Regions from separate parts of the Mus musculus genome. Here all the other regions are linked to region 1. The links are chromatin loops, found by intact Hi-C in ENCODE. Cell type or tissue: heart. All regions are shown on one strand. Region 1 overlaps Tdgf1 (teratocarcinoma-derived growth factor 1). Region 2 overlaps Prss50 (protease, serine 50). Region 3 overlaps Tmie (transmembrane inner ear).

Region 1 (2,500 bases):
GGGGGGGGGGGGTAGGATGGAGGGTAATCTGGAAGTATGTCCAATAGGTGCAGAGCCTGGGTTAAATCACATGAACAACAATGGCAACAAAAGTTGTTGGTCAAAAAAATAAAATAAAATAAAAATCAAAACCTCAGCTAGATTTGGTAGTGAACTTGGGAGGCAGAAGAATCAGGAGTTCAAGCTCAACCTTGACTGTGTTGTGAGTTCCTAGGCAGGCTGGGGTACAAGGTCCTTAAAGTGCACACATGCAGGCTGGTGAGATGGCTCAGTGGTTAAGAGCACTGACGGCTCTTCCGAAGGTCCTGAGTTCAAATCCCAGCAACCATATGGTGGCTCACACCATCTGTAACGAAATCTGACGCCCTCTTCTGGAGTGTCTGAAGACAGCTACAATGTACTTACATATAATAAAATAAGTAAATCTTTAAAAAAAAAGTGCACACATGCCCATATGTGGAGGGGTGGGGGGACAGCCTGGACTTGGTGACATCCAGTTTCAAAAACCTGAAACCCAACCATACAGGGGTGGCTTGCGCCTTTAAGTGAATCTGAGTCCAAGGACACCCTGGTCTACAAAGTGAGTTCCAAGGCAACCAGGGCTACACAGAGAAACCCTGTCTGGAAGCCTCCTTCCTCCCCAGGGGGAAAAAACAAAACAAAACGCCTGAACCCCAAACAAAAGAAAACTCACCAGCAACGGGTCCAAATTCAAACGCACTGGAAATGGCCACAAGCAAAACCACACTGGGAGAAGAAGATTGGACATCAGTTAGCAAAACCAAGCGTTCAGCGCAAGGGCACAGGCCACGAAGGAGACCGTGAACAGCGCCACCGCGCTGTCTCCAGTAACAAAACCGGACAGAAGTTCCCTCTCTTAAAAAGCCACATGTTGGAGCTGCTGGAGAGATGGCTCAGAGGTTAGAGCACCCTCTGCTATTCCAGAGGCCCAGAGTTCAATTCTTCCTGGTGGCTCATATCCATCTAAAATGAGATCTGGTGCCCTCTTCTGGGCCGCATGCACAAATGCAGGCAGAACGCTGTATACATAATAAATAAATCTTTAAAAATAACCACATGTAGAGTGACTGTGTGATTGTAGAGTTGGAAGGCTGCGCACTAGCAGCCCTAAGTGTCCTGGGGCTATGTTTAACGACCCAGTGGCGGCTGTTTATCATGAACCTCTCTCTCTCTCTCTCTCTCTCTCTCTATGACTTAGTATCCTTTTGACAGTCACATAAAGACCTCGGGGATGAAGCAGTGTAAGCAGATCACAGCTCCAGAAAAAACTGAGGCTGGAGCCCTACCCGATGTCTTCACTGATACAGCTAATGTTTGCATCATTTACACGTACACAGTTAACGTCTACAAGTCACATTTATACTTTCTTTTGTTCTGTGACTACCAAGGAGCTCATATAAGCTCTTCCATGTTCATTTAGGGCAATATGAATCCTTGTTCCCAAGCCACGGCCACGCTCGGAATAAACTCTTACTCTTCGGAACAAGGGCTGTGTTTTGAATTAACTGTTTAAAACAAGTCCCCAGCATCCAATATTTCATCATGAATATTCCTTAGGCCCCACCCTTACACACACAATTTTAAAGTTATAAAATTAAAAAGCTAAAACATTCTATTCTGCATAAGCGGCATATTTTTCCACGGTGCATTGTTTGCATATATAAATTCTTTTTTTGCATATATAAATTCTTAAATGGCTGTATGGGTTGGAGAAGACTTGCCAACCACACGCAAGCGCTGGTCCGACGCCCGGCTCCACGGGGAAAAAAAACTTGTCCTGTCACTTGAAATGGTTCCAAGTTCAATTGGTTTGTTATTCCTAATGTTTCTAAGTATTGAATTTATCTCTCCCATTAACGTGTAGAGGCAGTCTTGATTAGGCTGTAAGATTAATATTATGTATGCAAGAGAAGGAAAGCATTATTTCTCTGGCAGTCACCGACATGACTGATGGGACGAGCCCAGAGGGTGCTTTACAACCTGAGTCGGATGCCCAGAACCCAAATGATCGATCGGACTCCAGTGAGTCATCGTCTAACCTCCACTCGAGTATATGCGAGCGAGTGCCCGCGCGCGCGCGCGCACACACACACACACACACACACACACACACAAAGGCAATATAAAAAATTGACATTTTAAGAAGCCGATGGCAAAGCAGTATCTAACTATAAAGTTCCAGGTTCTTCAGGAAAAGCAGCAATGTTACTGACAAGGTTCAAGCAAGACAAAAATCAGAGCGTCATAGAACGTGATTTTCCGAAGTGGCTATCTCCAGCAACCAAAAAGTCAAGGTTAGCTCATACCTGGATGAGAAGTACCCCATCTTCGACGGCTCGTAAAAACGTTGGAGGAAAAGACAAGAAACACAATATTAGCAGATGGCTTTAGTTCATAAAGCCATTCTCGAAACACCCAAAGGCTAATTTCACAAAATGAAAACAGTAGATTAAAAAGAAAGATATGCCAAATGAGAGAG
Region 2 (2,500 bases), 82 kb before region 1:
TCTTCTTCCTCTTTAGTCTGTGGCTCCTCCCACGAGCCAGACCCTACTCTCAGGGACCCAGAAGCCATGACTCGGCGGTGGCCCTGGATGGTCAGCGTGCAGGCTAATGGCTCACACATCTGTGCTGGCATCCTTATCGCTTCCCAGTGGGTGCTGACCGTGGCCCATTGCTTGAGCCAGTGAGTTGGGGCCCAGGTGGGTGGGTGGAAAGACATTTGGAATGGCGGAGTCACGGTCACTCTACCAGGTGACCCATCAAGTAGCAACTATGTCCTGTGTGGAGCGCACAGAGCCAGCCTCACCCACACCCTGAGCGAGGGAGGGTTGAATCTCACAGGTTCCTTCCTTGGGTTCAGTTTTGGCATGTACCCACCCTTTGCCCTTTCGCCTCCCCCTTCAGTCCTGTGAAGTCACTCTGTAGGTGAGGCTCAGAGGCTCTGAAGGCCCTAGGTCTTTCATTCCAATTAACCCTCTCTTCTCTTCTGAGAGAGGCCCCCGACTCAGAACCTCTCAGGTGAGTTAGAGACAAGAAGATAGGCATGCATTGTGTAGAGAAAAAGAGGTGGGTGTGCCAATGTTCTGGGGCCTGGGAGTGCCTGAGAGCAGCATCTGTATTTCCCATGAGGACTGACCAGTGAAAGCATGTTCCTATGGAAGGTGGCTTGAGATTCAGGCCATGGCCATTACATAGGGACTCCGTTACCGACCGAGGTGAAACGGAGGAGAAAAGCTCAGATTCTGACTTGAGGAAACAGAGACCATATCCCAAGACCACTTCCTATACGTACATCCCTGAGCGGGCCATGGCATTTCTCTGAATCTCCATTTTTCTCCTCCACACAATGAAGAGTACCGCACCGTGTGTGCAGGACTCTATCATAAGGAATGGGGGGCTTGAAGCAGAAGGTGGCCTGCCTGGATTTGCTTAAAGGGCCACAGTGGTATGGAAGGCAGGATTGGGGGCTGCTGAGGCAGGAGCCTGGAGCTGATGGAATACACCCCCACCCCATTCCCATAGGAACCATGTTAACTACATAGTGAGGGCGGGGAGCCCGTGGATTAATCAGACGGCAGGAACCAGCTCAGATGTGCCGGTCCATCGAGTCATCATAAACCATGGCTACCAACCCAGACGGTACTGGTCATGGGTTGGCCGGGCCCATGACATCGGCCTTCTCAAGCTCAAGTGGGGGCTCAAGTACAGTAAATACGTGTGGCCCATCTGCCTGCCTGGCCTGGATTACGTGGTGGAGGACAGTTCTCTCTGCACTGTGACAGGCTGGGGATATCCCAGGGCTAACGGTGAGTCAGAGTCCCCAACCCCCATCCTAGGGTGCATGGGTGGGAGAGAGGACTTGGGTGTGGCTGGGGTGCCCCATGGACGAACATTTCTGGGGTGCCTTTTTTTAAGGAGCTGACCTATCCAAGAACTTTCTTTTTGGCGTCTCATCTCTCAAGTCTCCTGCCTCTTGGGGTGTCTTGTCAGTGAACATAAAACAGTCAGGCCTCTCAGAGTCACGACTGCTGACGTAAACAGAACTTTCTTTTTTCTTTAAAGATTTTTTAAAATTTTATTATTATATCTAAGTACACTGTATTTCAGACACACCCCAAAGAGGGCATCAGTTGTGAGCCACAGTGTGGTTGCTGGGATTTGAACTCAGGACCTTTGGAAGAGTAGTCAGTGAGTGGACCTTGTGAGACTCTCAGCTTTTCAGACACAAAAAACATCTTTTCTGGGAAGCATCTAGCAATCCCGAGAACCAGTCTCTTGTACTCTCTACCTACCGATACCCTATGGTTGTGTGCGGGTGACAAGCTCTCATTCTGAGACCTCCCTACTCTCAAGAAAGTTCTGTTTAGGGCTGGAGAAATGGCTCAGGGGTTAAGAGCTGAGAGTCTCACAAGGTCCACTCACATCCTCCTTCCCTCCAATGCCCTGCCCCGCATCCCTTGTCATTCCATTGTAGGAGCCAGGCTCTCATACCCGGCCACAGGATTGTTTTTCTGATGGGTTCTGGGACTATCCACTCCCTTTATGGAGTCAATGCACAAGAGACATGCCCTTCTCTGTATCCTTAGGGATCCGATTCCCCCCCTCCCCCCAAACAGCCATGCTGTGGCCTATCTGGGAATAATCGGAAGTTTCCTGACTCCCAGGAGTTCAGGCACCTTTTGGGTGGGATGGAAGATAGTGGTGATGTGGGGGTGAGATAGGGGATCCGGGTAGGGTTGTGGGGTCAGTCTGGGGAAGCTTAGTGAGAAAGAGGCCCCAGGGTTTTGGCCCTGAGAATCCTGGCAGGCGATTGGAAGAGGACTAGCAGAGCCAAGAGGCCAGTAGGTGTGGACTATGTTCCAGCACCTACTTGGGACCTGCTGGCCAGAGGGAAAATAGTCCAGATATATGGCCGCTATGCAAAGGAGACAGAGCCGGTGTCTGTGGGTCACAGTTAGTGGCTAATCCTGACTGGGGACCTGTCCCACAGGCATCTGGCCCCAG
Region 3 (2,500 bases), 73 kb before region 1:
CCCTGAATTGGCCAAAGTGCAAGAAAAGCATCAGGAAGCCAGCCATAGGAAAGATGACATGTCCTGGATTCAGTTGGAGTCCCCTATAATTAACATAATTGCCATGTGGCTGCTTCCCTGGGCCCAGCAGAAATCTTTGGGTCACCGCTGGCCCGTCAGCCCTCCACAGGGACTTTGTGTGACTGAGGAGGTGCCAGAGACCACGGTGGGCCTCTTGTGCGTGCTTAGCCTATTTGAACTGCCCAGAATTGCAGCTCTGAACCCAAGGCATACGGTAGGGGCCAGGGATGCTAGAAGGGCTGTGTTCCTCCTGTGGTGGGGTGGAGAGGGCAGGGCACAGCTACTCACTGATGGACAACACGAAGAGCGAAAAGATGCCCACCACGTGCCACAGGCGCATGTCCCAGAACACCACAGTCTCCTTGGTCAGTGGGGGCGGCTTGGGCTTTGGCGGTGCGGTGCTGGGCTGTGGGTCAAGAGAGAACAGAGTGAGCCAGGCCCAGGCTAGCAGGCTGGGATGGGGTCAGCAAAGACTCAGCCCACACATTTTAGAATCCCCAAAAGGTTTCAGACATTCACAACCAACACCCTAGACCTCAAAAAAAAATCCAAGATTCAGAATAAGAGCACTGATCAGAGTCCCAGACCGTGTCACCAGGGACTTGGACTCGAAGGGTGGTTGATGCTTGGGGAAACAAGGCTCAAAGAAGCAAGTGTGGACAGTCTGTCCTAGTCAGCGCGGATGGGGTCTCAGGACCAAGGCCAGAGACAAGGCAAGGCCTGTTTCATGAGCCAGGTGTGCTGCCTGGTAGACTGGTTTTGCTCTCGTCTCCCAATAGAGCCCTACGCCTGGACTACATGGGTAAGACTCTCCTCATGCAGGTGTCCACACACTGGCTCCTGCCTCATTCACTCATCATGCCACCTAGGCCTGCCAGGATAAGCCGAGAAAAATAGTAATGTAGCGCCACCAGGTGGCTATACCATGTAACTGCGGCTAAAAGAGACAAGCTCTGTGTGCTTTTAGGAGGCACAACGAAGCATCAGGTCTAAGGGGACAGGGTATTAAAAGATAGCAACCTGCCTTGCGTTTCTAGAAAGCAAAGGGAATAAATACATCACTGACCTGGGTGGTTTTGAGCTGTGGCTTTTCCCTGGGTGTGTTTGTTTTTTATAGATGCTGCGCTGGGGATTGAACCTGGGGTTTTGTGTGTGCTGGGCAAACACTCTACCAACTTAGTTTCATTCTCAGCCAGTCCTGAGTGTTTCAAGGTTATGTGACTCTGTCCTGGGTGTCTATGGGAATGTGGCCGTGCCTTATGGGAGAATATGAGAGAGGCTAGTTCTGACTAGAAATAGATATAATCCTGTCTCTGTCAGAAAGTTTGGCTAAGGGACAAGAAAAAGGGTGAGACCGGGCATTTGTGCAATAATATGTCATCTCCTAAATGATCAGTAAGGATGGGCTGGAAGCGTCCCTTGTGGCTATCTGAGAAAGCAAAGCCACCTGTTTCTCAACCTCTCTCCCGTTCCCACAGCCCCACTGCAGTCTATATACATAGATAGGCACCTTCCAGAAGCCAGGTACCTCCTCATCTAACAACCACCACCCATAGGGAGGGCGACCTATGCCAGGCAACCCAGACTCACTGAGACATAGACCGGTATGTGACGTCTAAGCTCTTTTCTGTTCACTAAGAGGGACTAGTGTGGGAACCTCTCTTCTTTACTCTGAACCTCAGGTTTTTTGTTTTGTTTTGTTTTGTTTTGTTTTGTTTTTCCCGAGACAGGGTTTCTCTGTGTAGCCCTGGCTGTCCTGGAACTCACTCTGTAAGACCAGGCTGGCCTCGAACTCAGAAATCTGCCTGCCTCTGCTTCCCGAGTGCTGGGATTAAAGGCGTGTACCACCGCGCCCGGCTTGAACCTCAGTTTTTCTTCCTGTAATTGGAGTAGGGTAGTGCCAGCTGCTTCTGGGGACCCTCCAATCTGACAGCAAAACTGGCGATAATGTATGACTAAATCAGCATTATCTCTTGGTGGATTGGGAAACCCCCGAGAGGGCAGAGAAGTGGGTGGATACATGGCATGTGTGGCCCTGTGGGCACACATATATGGGCAGAGGGCATATGTGTGGTTGGAGCAATGTATATGTGGTTAGGTTCCTGATTGCAGCATCAGAGTTGGGAGCCTGGCAGTGGCTGCTCCCCGTCTCACAGGCCTGGTGTTTTGGCCTGACTGACTGACTGACTGACTAACTGGAAGATCCTGACCAGGCTCTTGGTGGAGGGTGACGGGCAACCAGGCATCTTAAGGTAGGCCTCATAAAGGTAGAAATTCTGAAACTTGGAGGTCCTGTGTCCTTCAGAGGCACAGCCTGGTAGAGAGGTACCCACCCTGCAGAGCAGGACGGAGAGGAGACACGGATCCCAGCCCTGCCTGTACTTCCATGCTTCCTAGAAGAAAGGCCTTGCATGAGTGGTAGGCAGATGGCCTCCAAATG

Evidence for each region. Hi-C counts contacts between places; a loop is a spot of excess contacts. Peaks named below come from ENCODE experiments on the same cell type or tissue, not always from the same donor. Only the 100,000 strongest peaks of a DNase experiment are listed, where the experiment ranks them.
Region 2: it touches region 1 in a loop (2.0-fold over the local background); 3 of 42 quality-filtered maps call a loop at or near these places.
Region 3: a loop joins it to region 1, with 2.1 times the contacts of the local background. A loop is called at or near these places in 4 of 42 quality-filtered maps.

The regions. Positions count from the first base shown.
Region 1 is chr9:110,943,497-110,945,996 of GRCm38, forward strand. It overlaps Tdgf1 (teratocarcinoma-derived growth factor 1), which reads right to left. Exons shown (of 6, transcript NM_011562.2): 1 at 2,328-2,500; 2 at 695-747. The coding sequence starts at 2,347. Among named protein-coding and RNA genes, the nearest start is that of Tdgf1, 1.4 kb to the right of the region's middle. In heart, a CTCF peak has its summit at 1,010 (motif pointing left); no DNase peak of the experiment used is centred here; H3K4me3 peaks cover 400 bases; H3K27me3 peaks cover 828 bases.
Region 2 is chr9:110,861,244-110,863,743 of GRCm38, forward strand. Prss50 (protease, serine 50) reads left to right here. Exons shown (of 5, transcript NM_146227.4): 2 at 17-179; 3 at 1,019-1,302; 4 at 2,487-2,500. Among named protein-coding and RNA genes, the nearest start is that of Prss50, 4.5 kb to the left of the region's middle. In heart, no CTCF peak of the experiment used is centred here; no DNase peak of the experiment used is centred here; H3K27me3 peaks cover 894 bases.
Region 3 is chr9:110,870,283-110,872,782 of GRCm38, forward strand. Tmie (transmembrane inner ear) reads right to left here. Exons shown (of 6, transcript NM_146260.3): 4 at 349-466. Among named protein-coding and RNA genes, the nearest start is that of Tmie, 8.5 kb to the right of the region's middle. In heart, a CTCF peak has its summit at 980 (motif pointing left); a DNase peak (open chromatin) is centred at 915; H3K27me3 peaks cover 1,082 bases.